2 separate regions of the Homo sapiens genome follow, and region 2 is linked to region 1. The links are chromatin loops, found by intact Hi-C in ENCODE. Cell type or tissue: heart right ventricle. All regions are shown on one strand. Links, peaks and the distances in the headings refer to the core of each region. The heading gives the core; the rest is flanking DNA.

Region 1 (8,163 bases), core at 1,504-5,503:
GAGGCATGTCACTGAGAAGCAAGTGGTTTGGGTTTCAATGATTGAGTTAGTTGTTCTCAGTCTGCTCTGCCCCAAAAGGCCATCTCTTGGTGTTTCAAGGAACAGCAGCTGGATTGCTTGATACTTACAAGGGAAAATTTTTTTATTTTCTTTCTTTTTTTATTTTTTGAGATGGAGTCTTGCTCTATTGCCCAGGCTGGAGCACAGTGGCGTGATCTTGGCTCACCGCACCCTCTGCCTGCCAGGTTCAAACGATTCTCCTGCCTCAGCCTCCCGAGTAGGTGGGACTACAGGTGTGCACCACCACGCCCAGCTAATTTTTGTGTTTTTTTGTAGAGACAGGGTTTCACCATGTTGGCCAGGCTGGTCTCGAACTCCTGACCTCAGATTATCCACCTGCCTTAGCCTCCCAAAGTGCTGGGATTACAGGCATGAGCCACTGTGCCTGGTCTTATAAGGAAAAATTTGTTAAGGCCTCTACAGAAACCACGTCTGGTGCCTATGGATGGACTGTTGTTTTTAGTCCTTTGGAGGAACAAAGTTTCCTAGTGTTTAATATCTATTATTATTATTTTAAAAGTAATTTTAAAAATCCTCGGGGAATGGCTATGAAAAAGATAAGAAGAAAGTAGTGATTTTTAAATTTTCATTCTATTCCCTGACTTTTTGCTGTATAAATTTTGGTAGCAGTCTTGTTGCCTAGACCTTATTTATCAAGCCATAGTCTATTTGAATAGTAAACCCCCAAAAATCTGGTTTTATGGCTGACAGATCTTTAATAAAAATGAATCCCTCTGCCCCTTTCTCATTAAACATTTGCTGGGGACTTTTTATGTACTGGCTATTTGTACTTGGATGTAGGATGTACATGTGAGATACAGCTATGCCCTTGCTAGTGAGTTTATATTCTCGTGTAAGAGCTCAGTAAGTAAGCTAGTCATCACAATGAAATGGGATAAGTACTGTGCCGGTGAGTAGGGTGCTGTGAAAGCATACCCCTGTCTTGTGAAGAGAGAGGGGAAGGAAGTCTTCATGGAAGACAGAATGTCTGAATGATCAGATCATTTCACAGATAGATTGAGAGGTAGGAAAGGCTAATTTTGTTGAAGAGAATAAGTGATGTTTGTTTTGAATATTTTGGGTGTGGCTATAGGTTTTGAGATCTACATTTGGTTTTTAAAAATGCGGGAATGGAATTTTTCAAAGAATTTTTAGCCTGGAAATGAATATTTGAGAGTTACTTGAATAGAAGTGATAAGATAGAAAAAGAGGAGAGGACACTGGGGAATACCTATAAAAATCAGAGAGGTAGAACTCCGCTAATGCAGGTCCTGGAAGCCACAGTCAGAAGACAAAACAGTACTTCAAGAAGTGATTGTTATATAGTCGGTGGAGGCAAATGCAGTGCTTACAAGTTGAGGAAGCAGAGTAAGGCACTGTATTTGATTAAGGTATCAGTTACTTGTGAGCAATATAGTGCAGGGTTAGATTTAAATCGACATTTTAGAAATGTACTTCTTCTCTATACCTTTTTTTTTTTTCTTTTAACATTGGTTCTTCACTTTGGAGAGGAGATTAATGGACCTCTTTGAAACTGTGATACAGAGATGGCGTACATTTCTTTTGTGCCCTGTCCATCCTCTGTTTCTTCTGAGAATCTAACTCACATTTACCTTGGAGAAAAACTCCTTATTCAGTACTTGTTATTATACTCAGGTCTGGTCAGTATTTGTTCCATACCTCCTGATCCTGTCATTGACCAGGGTGTGCACATTATGTAAGCTGGACCAGTAATACTAGATCCTGGGACTTTCCTTAAGCTCTGGAGAACGAGAATGTCTTATGTTGGATTTGAAGCTGTAAAGATGTCAGCCTAGAGCTGTCCTCATGGGGCAATAACAGAGAGAAAGACAGAGAGAGGAGGGGTAGGGATGGCCTGGGAGGAGGAGAGAGAAGAGTAGGAGGTAAAGAACGGAGACAGATAGATACACACTTTATCATATTAGTTGAGTCTCTGGATCTAGCCATTCCTGAATCTACTCCTGAACTTTTAAATTAATTGAACCAATACATTCCCTCCTTTTGTTTAAGCTAATTTGAATTGGATTTTCTGTTATTTGAGGCTGGAAGAGTCCCATTCCCATGAAGAATGCCTGTGTACTTAACATATCTTAAAGAATGCAAATGATTCGGGAGTCTCCATATCTGTAGGGGCCCAATGAAACAAAAAGTAATGAAGATCAAGTTGTTCCAAGGATAGCCATTAACTAATTAATAACACACACATACATATAAAATCTTGTTATTTATTGTAGTTGAGGGGATGGGATATTTTTATTAATGCCTTTTGGATTAATCAAGAATTAACACATTTATCTTCTTCAGTCTCTTTCATAAGAATATCCTTTGTGAAATATTTGGATTGCATTTCATTTGTTATCTGTCTCTCTAGGCTTATAAATATACTTGCCAACCACATACATGTCTTAGGACTCAGACCATAAACCCATAGATACAACGTAATTTGCCAGAGGTCCCATAAAATACTAATAATAAGGCTAGTTGTCCCTGGCTCTAGCTTAGTTAGGTAACTTGAAGAAAAAAGGAAAATGGCTGTGCTAATTTTGTTAGGAGTAAGCTTTCAGTTCAGTAGAAAATGACGATATATAGAAATATAATTCAATAAACTGTTTGATGGGTGGTACCATTAAAAATAACAGAGCAGTTGGGAAGTACTTGATATATAATAAAATATCAAAGGACATTGTCACATCTGCAGTCAGATAATAGTTCTAAGTTAGGTTGGCCACAGTGAGGGTGATTGTTTCTTTCTGGTCACTGCACTTGGCAGTAGATGTAGCTCCTGGCAGGTTCACAATGATGTTCGTTTTGATGAAATAGAACAAGAAAGTTGGATGGTAATAACGTGAATAACTGAAAATAAGCTCGAATTTAGTATACCAAATTTACTTTCTTCTATAGAATAATGCCAACTACTTTCTAATTAGTAGCTAGAAGAAATGGAGTAAGAGTAAAAAGTTTAGATTGAAATTGAGTCCAGTCTACATTCCCTCTGGTCATGTTTTTTTGAAACTGACCCAAAGCTCTCAACCTCTTGTTTTTTGCTTTCTTCCTTTTTTAGAATACCATTTATGGTTCGTATCCACCCCTTGAAGTCCTATATTCTAACTGAGCTTTCATCTATAAGCTTTTTTGGGCATTGTATGCAGAATTTAATAGCTTCCTATTTATTAAGAAACATTCCTTTCTCTTTGGGCAGAATTTATATTTTATTCCTTCTAAATGCTTTGTTAAATCAGAAGGTCGAGGAATAACAATATGCTGTTTCTGCCCTCTGGTGGTTGAAAGAGATGTTGTAAATAAGTAATTACAAAGATGTGTGTCCTATGACTCTAACCACCTATGGCATTATAGTTTCTTTTATTCCACCTGCATTTATTGGTTCACTGATGTATCAAGCATGTAATGAGCATCTTCTATATGAATGTCTTTATCAGTACTCTAAAGTGCCTTGTCTAGTAGCATTCTGGCCATTAGAAACAAGTTAACATATGTGAGGTCTTACAAATGAAGTTCCAAAAGCCCGCTTTTGCTATGTCTAGATCTGACTTTTTGCACTCCAGGTTTGGATTGCAAAGTGTTTTCCTATCTAAATCTAAAATTTCTAGATACACTGAACTTAATTGGTAGTACACATGGTGAATGAAAACTGAGGAAATATTGTGTCTTAGTCAACAGTAAGTATTTAATATCTCAGTTTCTGTGAGTCAGGAATTATGTAAGTGACTTAGCTGGGTGGTTCTGGCTCAGGTTCTCTTAGGAGATTATAGTTAAGATGTTAGTCTTAATTACAGTTAAGATGCAGGCTTGTCTGGGGCTAGAGGAACTGTTTCCAGGTTGATCCAGGTTGTTAGCAGGTGGCTTCAGTTCGTCAGTCATGGTGCTTGGCTTTACCCCTAGTTAGTGATGCAAGAGAAAGCAAAGAGAAGCCACAAGGGCTTCAGTGACCTAGCTCAGAGGTCAAGTTTTGCCATTTCTGCAATATCCTACTGGATATAAAAGTCAGATCTTTTTAGTGTGGAAGGGGACCAGAATATAGATAAGTTCTGTATTCCTATCTGATGATTTTAAATGGAACACTTAGAGAAGTAGGAAAAGAATGGTAATTGAGATGAATGAGTGTCTCTACCTTACTGAGGTGTAGAACCCATAAAGGTAACATACAAGAACATATTTTTATGAAAATGAAACTAGACCATTTTAATATTTTTTAAATGTGATCTGTTTCAATTTATGTTTCTTTCCCAGTTGGGTGAGAAACATTTCTTCTGATAGAGTGCCTAGTAAGTGGTGGCTGACCAAGCTTCACAGAAACGACTACTTGTTTGCTAAGATTCTTTGACAAATTACTTACATATTTGTGTTTTTTTCTTCAAGCAATGAAAACCATTTTTGGTCTGCCACCTGTCAGAACATTGCCATTCTCATCAAGGTCATTATGAAAAATAGAAAAAAATGAAGTCAATTGGGTGGTAAGGAAAGTGTGGCCACTTCACACATATGCAGGTTTGAACATTACTAGGTTGTCAAGAGCAGGTACAAATAGAGTTGAGTGTAAAGAAGTGTCCAGACTAGAATTTTACTTTAACATTAAGGACATAAGGACTTTGAAGTAGAATTAGAGAGGCAATTTAAAGTTACCAATCCTCTCTGCTCCTACCTTCCCCCAAAATTGTTATTTCCCTCCTCTTTCTTTCATCCTACCTTAATACATTTTTTTCATAAATAAAATCTGTTTTCAGATCAGCATGTTATTTTCACTTTGAAAAGACAAAAATTATACTTCTAGTGTAATGAATGTATGAGAAAGAAAAATATAGGAAGATAAGAATTTAAAACATTAAAATTTCATTAATCTGTCTTTCATATAAAGATTTCAATCATATTAGATTAGAAATGATGTTTCTGGTTCTGAAATTTTATTGATGCTTCTGGCAATGGCCAACTTAGAGTAAATATTTCAACGGAATAACTGTATCAGACCATGATGCTTGTTTACCTTTAAGGTCTTATTTTGCAGATTCAACTTATGAAAGTACTGTATTAATAAACTTGTAATCCCTAAAGACAAAAGAACAGATTTATAATACATATTATGTTGATTTAGATTCTATTCCTTTTTCAAATTAAATTCATTTTTTATTTTACCTTGTCATTGTCTGTTTGCATTTATAATTTATGTGTAAAGGCATTATATATACTTAATGGTAAATGGGATTCGATGTAAAAGAAAGCCTTTCAATGACCAATGTTTACTGAGCTTTTATTATACACCAAGACCTCTGGTAACTTTTGGGGTTACAGTGATGAATAAAACAGGCACTGTCCCTGAATTCTTGCAGCTGTCAACATAGAGCAAAGATAGACATTAGTCAAGTTTTTACACAGGTCAATAAAGTGTGTTTAAATGGGTTGAACCTGAGACTGGACATATATTTAGTTTACCAGAGAAGAATCTTCTAGGCTGAAGACACTCACAGGGTCTAAAAGAACCCAGTGTGCCTGGAACTAGGCAAGCAAGATGGGGTCCCCTAGCCATGGCTGGTGAGGGGGACCGGGGCCACACTGTGCAGGACCAAGTAGCTTCATTGAAGTCTTGGCAGTTTTTGGAGAATTAAATGATGTGAGAATTAGAGTAGAAACAAGGAGAATAGTTAAGAAGCTATTGCGTTTGTCTAAATGAAGAAAGATGGTAAATAGATGAAGAAAGTGTCAGCAGAGATGGAGGAAGGTAGACCATTTGAAGTGGAGATTTTGCAGATAGACTACATAGGATTTCTTGGGTTAGAAGAGAGGAATAAATTGCAGCCCTGTGATTCATGCAGCTGAGTGGAGAGTTCATGCTTAGAAATGGGAAAAAATATTTGTTCTTTTGGGGGAAAGGGCAGGGGGTCAGGGAGGAGTTGTGGATTGAAGGTGGGAGATCAACAAGAGATTCGTTTTTGGTAGGTTAAGTTTGAGATGGTTGTGGGAAAGCCAATGGAAATTTCAGGCAGGAAGTTTGGTATACCAGTCTGCAACTCAGGAATGGGTTAGGAAAATAAATTTGACTCATATCAACATATTCATGCTATTCAGACCATTAAACAGACTGCTCTCAAGTCTTGTGTAGACCAATGATAAGGACTAGGGTGACATAACTGCTAAAATTTTATTGACATAAATAACTCCTTTCTGAAAAACTAATAAAAATGAGAATGTTGCTTAGAAAAGGGCTCTTTTGAGAACAGCCAGAATTTTCCTTTCATTAGAGCTTTTGTGATTTAATGCCCCCACTTTCTATTCTTGATCTCATTCTAGTGGAATTTGGTTACTTGCTTTTCTGTGCTTTTCCAAAGACATTAATTTGTTTCTTTATTAATTGTTAAAATCTGCTTACAACGTGCGCTTCTTCATTTCCTCCTTGTGTCGTATATTTTAAAAGTTATTATTCAGCTGAGTCTTACTCTTTGAACTCTTACTCTTAGTGTCAGCTTCACTTCACCTTTTGAAAGAAAAAACCCAATCTTGAAATCCTCCTTTATCTTGTTAAAAAGTTTTAGGAAATATTTTGTTATATTTACTGGTAATTATATTTTCAGGGATAGAAATACTGGTTTAAAGCTAGGAAAACTTCCTTATGGATAATAATGCCTTTCTCTTGAAGCATTGCAAACAAGTAAATGAATTATCAGTTGGATAAATATTTCCTTTTTTGGTCTTTCAATTCCCCAAATAATTTCTTTTAAAAAATACTCATTTATTCAGGTTAATGCAAAGCACTGTGCCAGGTGCTGCAAGAGAGAAGGCTGAGAGATAACTGATTGCATTCAAGATGTGTACTACATGTGTGGCCCTCATCATGAAATCAGAGAGCTTTACATGCTGCGCATGAGTGATAACAATCTAAAAGTCTTAGTAGGAAATATAGTTATTGCTTGGACATTCTAGACTTAAAAATTAACCTTGAAAGCCCAGCATATCTAATCATTTCTAGCATGTTGGAGAACTGAAGATGATTCATTTAGCCAGAAATTTCAGTTATCTCAGTGTTATTGCAAGTTCCCTATCTGATCTTCCTCTTTTTGCTTGCCTTACTCTTGTGAGACAACTATTAGGTGTGTTTTAAATGGGTTGTCCCAAAGGAGAAGAGACTTTCCTATTCTCAGCCCTCTCAAGATAAGCAGAACTGAGATTAGGAAAAAAGCAACTGAGCCAGAGCCAATTTTCACAGGAATTTAAAAATATCAGTGTGAAAACAAAATGAGCAGTGAAGCCTAGCTATTTAAAGGGCATGCAAAAGAGAAGTTGGAAAAGGAACATGAGCTGGCAGCTAACTGGACGAGTGTGGTGACTAATTAGTTTCCTATGATGTAAACATATTTGGTATTTTATGTCATTTATTTTAATTTTTTTTGACCATGACTCGCAATAAGAAATAAATATTATTGGATGACCCACTGTCCACTTTATATAATACTAAAATGAAAATACTTTCTTCCCTTTACCACCTATACCTTCTCTTCTGTTTTGTTATTTTAAAGTACTGGTAGCAAACATCCTGTTAACTGCATTTCATTATCTACTAATGGGTCAGACCAAGATTTAAAAACACAGTGCCCTGTGAAACAGTGAGATTTACATGGGCAAGAATGGGAGTGAAGTAGGGATTATTTCTTGCATGTAACTGTGGGTCATAGACCAGTATGTAGAAATCAAACTGTTAATACTTTAATACCCTGACACACAGCTTCCCACACTGAATGCTTTGAGTTAATGTTGAGTGTTGTTGAATGAACAGCCTAGCATCCATCACTACCATGCGGCCTAATTGGTTGTTGTTGTTGTCAGTCTTGTCCCCTAAACTCATCTTATTGCAGTACAGATGATTGTTTTTCAACTGCTGCTGCCAAGAACCAAAATATTCAGTTATACAAAATAAGATACGTTGTAACCTAATTAGATACAGGTATATCAGCTGTTTTCTCAAATCACCTCTAAACATAATGCAATAATCATTTATTAACATTCCCTGTTCCTGTGAGTCAGGAATTCTCAAGCTGCTTGGTTGGGTAGTTCTGGCTCAGGTTCTCTTACGAGGTT
Region 2 (8,163 bases), core at 1,487-5,486, 330 kb before region 1:
GGGACAGGAAACAGATTGGCAGTTGCCAGCGGCTAAAGGTTTAGGACAGGAAGTAACTGCAAATTGCCACAAGGAAACATTTTGGGGCGATAGAAATATTTTGTATCTTGATCATGGTGGTAGTAACATGACTGTATATGCATTTGTCAAAACTCATTAAATTCCACACTTAAAAGAGTGAATTTTATTGTATGTAAATTACACCCAGGTGAACCTAACTTTTAAAAAATGCTTTTGCATTAATTCTTGCAGATCATTAAAAAAGATCCAAATTACATCTGATACCAGTGTCAATGGAAATTGAGAGAATGATTCCAAAGTACATCAAAAAGGAAAAAATGATAGATGTCAGCAATTACTCACATGCAAAATTAAGGGAGAAACTTTATTCTGAAAGCATGGTAGAATCACTAAAAGAAATAAAGACTCCAAGTTGAAAAGTCTAACAGGCAGTGAGAAACATAAGATAGCAGCTTTAAAAAAAAGGCTGAGTTAGAAATCAGAGATTTCTAAATAGTCTGTATAGTTTACATTTCTACCTATCTGACTAGGTGACACTGCTATGTAAATGTTGAATAAAAGATGCATTGTGGCCATCCACAATTAGACTGCAGGATGGAAAACAGGAAACATCCAAAGAATAGAAAACTTTAGAAAAGGGGCACTGACAATCTTTAATGTTTCAGAGTAGTCAAAAATTTTAAACCAAACAGATATTCAGTGTGGATTTTGGAGCCATTGGGTGACTTTTCTCAGGCTCAGAACACAATACCTCAAAGTATAGTACCTTGACATGTGAGTATTTTTGAGCTGAAGAGAACAGGAGGGTCTCAGAAGCAAGAAGGTGTCTCTGACTTTCTGCCCTCTTGTCTCCCTCTTTGCTCTCTCTTCCCCAAAACAATAAAACTTAGAAAGGTCACTCTCTGACCTACCTCCCCTAAAAGTAGCTCATAAGACACTCACATGTCAGGTGTTCTGCCCTAAGCTCATAGAGAAAAAATGCTACACAGAGAAGCCAAGAAGAACTTGAGTGAACAGGTCTTGCTAAGTTCCCTCAAGTTTATTACCATGAGATTATACCCTTTTTGTCCAGTTATTTTTCTCCACAATGACCTATTTCTTTCCATCAGACTTAGCATAAAACCACAAAGTTTTAAGCCACGTGCAGTGTCACATGCCTGTAATCTGCTGGTGGCCAGGAGGCTGAAGTGGGAGGATCACTTGAGGCCAGGAGTTTGAATCCAGTCTGGGCAACATAGCCAGACTCTCAAAAGACTAAATAAGAAAAAATAAAAATAAATGTTAAAAAAAACCACACAGTTTTCCCTGGATCTTCAGGTATTTATTTCTGAAGGCACCCATGTCATGTAAAACTTCCTTCAAGTTTTTATAATAAATTTGTTACGCTTTTCTCTTGTTAATCTGTGTTTTGTTATAAGGTATTCAGCCACGACCCTTGTGATAGGTGACAAAAAAGATACTGCCTTTTCACCCCTACACCTTAAATAGCACTATTTTAGTAGAATAGGAGGGTTACAATTCAGATAGGTTAAAGAGGTTTAAGAAGAGAGGGCTCTCAAGGACTTAAAAATAGCAAAAGGATTTTTGCAAAGATTGAAAACAGTAAAATGCTTTTCCTTTTTTTCAAAGGTTGCCTAGAGGTTATCAACTAGGAATCTTTTTTCTTAGTTTAAAAAAAAAAAAAAAAAAAAAAAAAAAAAAAAAAAAAACAGGAGACATAAAGATGAGGGATATTTACTAAGGGCTAAAATATCAACATTCAGTTTTTCCAAGGGTCATGAGGCCCTAGGATGTTAGGTCATGGTACCCAAACTCAGGACTGATTTATACCAAAAGCCAATTAAACAATTTATAATGAAAAGCGCAACTGCTAAGCAGGCTGCTCGTTATATGCACTGATCAACACATTATTGCCCCAGGGGAGAAGCTTTCTCTAGAAGCAAGTTTAAAATTACAAAGTGTTTAAAGTGTTTGTCACCCCCACTAGCACTTAGGCCTCCCTTTGGCATCTTCCTTCTTTTTTTTTTTTTTTTGCCAACTTTTTTGAAAAAAAAGTTCAGACTTTATTAATAGGATGTTTTATAAAATGCAAATTTCTGGCTCTTGGTAAGACTAAATTAGGACTTCTGAGAGTGAGACCCAGAAATCTCTATTTTTTAACACTTTCACCACGTCACCCAAATGATTTTGATGCACTTTAGACAATGTTTTGTATGGTTTATACCCACTTCCACCTCCCCATCTCATACTCCTTATTCCATTTCAGTCTGGCTTCTACTACTTCACTCTGTTTTCTGGCAGAAATCACCAGTGACGTCTTAATTTTCAGCTCCAATGACATACTTCTAATGAAATATCCTAAAATAATGAACACTTCTGCCACTTTCCTTTTCTTGGAACTTTCTAATTATTGGCTTCCAAGCTAGTATTCTATCCATGTTCTCTTCCTACTCATTTGACCTCTTCTTTCTGTTTTCCTTGCTGTAGCTTCTTCCACGCCTTTGGGACTTACGTATTGAGTTGTTCCCAAGTTCAGCCCTTGTTTTCTCCTTTTTTTCTTTCTGAGCTTTCTTCTGTGATAATTCCATTCATTCCCATTGCTTTTTCCATGGACTGTATTTTCGTAACTCCCAAATCTTTATTTTCACGTCTACCCTCTTATCTTCATTGTGCTCACTAACTTCCAGTGTTCACCAGACAGCTGCCTTGAGGGACTAAGTAAATTTGAGATGAGAGCAGCAGAAAAGGCTGTGGGTGGAACTGCTCACAGAAAGTCTGGGAAAGGATGGCAAAGTGCTCTGACAGAATTGCCAAAGGCTAAGAATATAAGAGACACATTGAGAATCAGGTGATATCAGCCCAGACCCTACTAAGTCATTTGAACATAAAAGCCAGAAAAGGATACAGCATTAGTAATCGTTTGCTACAAAACTTCAGTGGCATTCAACAGTCATTGCTTATTGCTCATGTTTGGGGGGTCAGCTGGCAGTTGGCTGATCTAGGCTAGTCTTGACCAGAACAGTGGGGGTGACATGGTGACACAGTTCTGCTCCATGTGTCTCTCACCTTTTAGCAAGAGAGCTCAGGCATGTTCCCATGGTGATGGCAGACGCACAAGAGAGTAAACCACGGCACACAGGCCCATCTCAAGTCTCTTCTTGCATTTATGTCCGATAATATCCCATCTGCCAAAGCAAGTCACATGGTTGAAACCACTGTCAGGGGTGGGATAGGTCACCCCACCCATGATAGAAAGGCACTATTTGTGAATATAGGGAAAGGTGAAAAATTGGTCACTGTCACTGAACTTTTGCCTAGTAAATAAACAAAGTGATGAATGCAGGCTGTTTTGTCACAGTCCACCCACATCTTGGGATGAAATATTTTGTCACTTGTGTCTTTAGAAATAATGTGTTCTCATATTGAGAGTAAGCTTCCAGCCAAGGTGCTTGGTGTGATTAATGCAACGTATTTTTAAAAATTAATATATCATCATATTTTTGGTAAATTATGAGAAAGTATTAAACAATTAGCCCTAAATTGCCATAGTTTCTGCTGTGAAGAAAAATAAATGCAAATGAGAAAATAATTAGCTGAATAATGCAGTTTAATTACAAACAATATCATTTTGACATGGTCTGGGTATTGTGTATTCTTGGTTGCATTGCAAAGCAAGAAAAGTGGTAAGAAGAAGATATAAGTTGGACAAATTAATGTAAGTTTATATTATAAAGTCCACTGTAAATAACAAGGTTTTAATAATGTTTTAGTGGAATTTTGAAAAAAATTTTGTAAAATATAAGCAATGTTAAAAATCTGCTCCAATATGATCTTACGTATAGAAAACTCTGAAGACTACACCAAAAAGCTGTTAGAACTAAGAAGTAATTCAGTAAACTTGTAGGATATAAAGTCAACTTACAAAAACAGGTTGTGTTTCTATACACTAACAATGAAGTATTTGAAAAAGAAATTAAGAAAATATTTTCATTAACAAATAGCATCAAAAAGAATAAAACACTTAGGAATTAATTTAACCAAAGAGGTGAAAGATCTGTTTGCTGAAAACTATAAAGCATTGGTGAAAGAAATTGAAGGAGCACAAGTAATGGAAAAACATTATGTGTTCATGAATTAGACAACTAATATTGTTAAAATGTCTGTACCACCCAAGGCAATCTATAGATTCAATGCAATCCCTATCAAAATTCAAAGGACATTTTTCACAGAATAGAAAAAGCCATGCTAAAACTCACATGGAATCACAAAAGACCCCTAATAGCTGAAGCAATCTTGAGAGAGAAGGACAAAGATGGAGGCATTATAATTCCTGATTTCAAAATGTATTACAAAGCTATCAAAACAGTATGGCACTGACATTGAAACAGACACATCAACCGGTGGAACAGAATAGAGAACCCAGAAATAAACCCACACACATAAGGTCAACTAATAATTAACAAGGGTGCCAAAAATACACAATACGGGGAGGATAGTCTCTTCAATAAATGGTATTGGAAAAACTGGATATTCACATGCAAAAGAGCGAAATTGGACCATTATCATATATCATACACAAAAATTAACTAGAAATGGATTAAATAATTAAATATAAGCCTGAAACCATGAAACTCCTAGAAGAAAACAGGGAGAAATCACCTTGGCATTGGCCTTGGCAATGATTTTTTGAATATGACACCAAAAGCACAGGCAACAAAATCAAAAATAAACAAGTTGGTGGGGGGGGTGCTATATCAAACTAAAAGCATTCTGCACACCAAAGAAAACAATCCACAAATGAAAAAGCAACCTACAGAATGCAAGACAATATTTGTAAACTATATATCTAATAAGGGGCTAATATGCAAAATGTATACAAAATTCATACAACTCAACAGAAAAAAGAAAATCTGGTTAAAACATGGAAAAAAGGCCCGGTGTGGTGGCTCATGTCTGTAATCCCAGCACTTTGGGAGGCCAAGGAAGGAGGATTGCTTAAGCTTAGGAGTTCAAGACCAGTCTGGGCAACATAGTAAGACCCCATCTCTAAAATAAATAAAGAAAAGAAAAGAAATAATTAAAAAAAACATGAAAAAATACCTGAATAGACATTTTTCCTAAGAAGACATACAAATGGCCAAAATGTATATGAAAAGCTGCTCAACATCACTAATTATCAGGGAAATGCAAATCAAAATCACAATGAGACATCACCATATTCCTATCAGGATGGCAAAGAGATCACAACTGTTGGAAAGGATGTGAACAAAAGGGAACCCTTGTGTACTGCTGATGGGAACATAAGTTGGTGCAGCCACTATAGAAAACAATATGGAGATTCCTCCAAAATTTAAAGAAAAAAAGAACTACATTTGATCCAGCAATCCCACTTCTGGGTATATATTCCAAAGGAATTGAAATCAAGACCTCAAAGGGATATCTATACCCCCATGTTCATTGCAGTATTATTCGCAATCTAGAGGATGGGGGAGATGGTGAGACATTGGTCAAAGTGTACAAATTCCCCATTATAAGATGAGTACATTCTAGGAATCTAATGTACAGTATGGTGACTACAGTTAATAATACCATATAATTTACTGGAAATCTAAGAGACTAAATCTTGTATTCTTACTACACATACACACACACACACACACACACACACATACACACAAAGTAACAATGTGAGGGATGGATGTGTTAATTACTTGGTTGTGGGAGTCATTTCACAACGTATACATATATCAAATCATCATGTTGCACACCTTAAGTACACATGATGCAAATATACACAATTTTTATTTGCTGATTATAAGTCAATGAAGCTGGAAAAAAATAATTTAAAAAGAAATCTACTCCAATAAGGCTTTGCTCTCACCATTAAGTCTTTGTTGTCACCAGTGACCTCACTATTAATTCATCATCAGCATTTGACATATTAGATCATTCACTCCTCTTTGATACATTTTCTTCACTTGTCTTGGGATCGCACACTTCATTGGCTTTCCTGCTTCCTCACTAAGGTTTTCTTCTCAGTCTCCACTGTTGGCATCTCCTCTTCTCCCAACCTCTAAAGGTTGAAGGACCCTGGGGCTTAGTCATTAGACATCTTCGCTTACTCAACATTTATTTTCCAGATAACCTTATCCAATTCCATGGCTGTCAGACGTAAGATAATTTCTGTATCTCCAACTCACACTTTTCTGAACTCCAGGTTCTTTTACTACCTTCACAACATTTCTCTTTGTGTATCTAATAGTCATTTCAAATTTAGCAGATCCAAAAATCAAACTCTTAATATTTCCTTACAAACCTGTAAAATTCCTGCCTGAGTTGACAACAATTCCACCTTTGCAGATGTTCTTGTCAAAATGTCAGAGTCATCACTGATTTCTGCCTCTTTCATTCCATGCCCTTTCTATACATTTTATTAGAGAAACTTGTTGGCCTGTCCTATAAAATATATCCAGAGTCCAGTCACTTCTCACTACTTCCACTGCTACCATCTGCTCCAACCATCATCTTTCACCTGACTGTTGCAGTAGCATCCTTACCAGTCTCCCCACTTCCACACTCACCATTCCACAGCATGTTCTTGGCAGAGTGATCCCTTTCAAATCTAAGTCAGATCACTTCACTTTGCTCAAAATGCCCCCATGGCTCCTGAAGGCAAACCCTGACAATACCCTGTAGGTTTTGTGTGCTCTTGCCCCTGTGACCTCCCTGATTTCATCTCGTACACTCTCAATCTTGCTCACTATACTCTTATGTTGGTCTCCAAGCTTCCTTACATACACCAGGCATGCTCCCACCCGAGGGCTTTGCACTGGCTATTCTCACTGCCTGAAACGGTCTTTCCCCTCCTTCAAGTCTTTGCTCAAATATCCTCTCCTCAGAAGGCGATCTGTACGACAAAATGCTACCCTCTTAGCCCACCCCTCACGCCCAACATACACACACATGCACACAGGTGTCTTCTTCTTGATTTTTACAGCACTTATTACTTTCTAAAGTATTATAGAATTAACTTATTATGTTTATTTCTTCTCTTCCTAGAATGTAAGACACACAAGCAGGGATTTTTGTGTCTTTGATATACAAATAAGTCCCAAACACTAGAACAATGCCTGCTGAAGAGTGGCAGAAGGATTTTTTTCTAGCTAAAGGCACTTGGAAAACAACAGATACAAAAGGGACACTCTGACCTCCCTGTGCCAGGAGAGAATAAATATTCTTGTCACCAGAAATGGAGAGTGGAAACAGAAAAATCTGGACAAGGAAACCTTGTTAAAATCACTCATCTTCCTTTAGCCTTCCCATACATTTTAGTTACTTTTGCACAATTGTCACACTTTGTTCAACCTACTCTATAAGCACTTAGGTCTTGCCAATTCTTTGGACCTTCATTTTCCTATGGGGGCTCCCATGCACATGTAGAAATTTGTGTGCGTTTCTCCTGTTAATCTGTCTGATATCAATTTAATTCTCAAGCCCAGCTGGAGACCGTAAGTAGGTAAAGTCTTACCTCTCCTAAACAGAAACACAATTTGGCGCTCAATAAATATGAGTTTAGGATACGAATTTGTAAATGAAAAGCTAATTGAATTACTCAATACATCTCTCATAGAGAAGGACGGCTACTTTGCTAAATAAATGGGATCAGAGATTTCTCCATGAATATTTATTTTTATTATTCCCTTACTCTTCTTAAAGTTTACATCTCTTAGAGCATAGTATTTAAAAATCTATTTGTATTTAAAACTTACTCATATATAAACATTTATGAAAAATATCTCCACTAAGCTCATTTCCTAGTTTTCATACATAAATTCCATCTAGAACCTACTTAAAATGTCTCTATGTCTGATATTTTAAAATGGAATTTATATAGAAAGTTTTCATATCACATATTTTAATTATATTTATCTCAATGTCTGATTTGATACTTTTTTAAAATTGGAGGAATAGTGTTGCAAAGACTTGTCATTTCTAACAGTGACAACTGCACTGTCATTGCCATCTTTCTGTTTGTGAGCTATTTGTGAGCTGAAAGTGATAGACTCTTGCCACTTAATGAACTCCACTTGGCAGACAGAAGACCTACATGTCACACACTTCAGTAACTCTCTCCTCCTGCAG

The links. A loop is a pair of places that touch in the nucleus more often than their neighbours do. Peaks named below come from ENCODE experiments on the same cell type or tissue, not always from the same donor. Only the 100,000 strongest peaks of a DNase experiment are listed, where the experiment ranks them.
Region 2: it touches region 1 in a loop (3-fold over the local background); 58 of 110 quality-filtered maps call a loop at or near these places.

What each region holds. Positions count from the first base shown.
Region 1 is chr12:19,183,564-19,191,726 of GRCh38, forward strand. The region is part of intron 3 of PLEKHA5 (pleckstrin homology domain containing A5); the gene reads left to right. Among named protein-coding and RNA genes, the nearest start is that of PLEKHA5, 58 kb to the left of the region's middle. In heart right ventricle, for the core only: a CTCF peak has its summit at 3,352 (motif pointing left); no DNase peak of the experiment used is centred there; H3K27ac peaks cover 3,889 bases.
Region 2 is chr12:18,851,452-18,859,614 of GRCh38, forward strand. No RefSeq gene overlaps it. Among named protein-coding and RNA genes, the nearest start is that of CAPZA3, 120 kb to the left of the region's middle. In heart right ventricle, for the core only: no CTCF peak of the experiment used is centred there; no DNase peak of the experiment used is centred there; H3K27ac peaks cover 738 bases.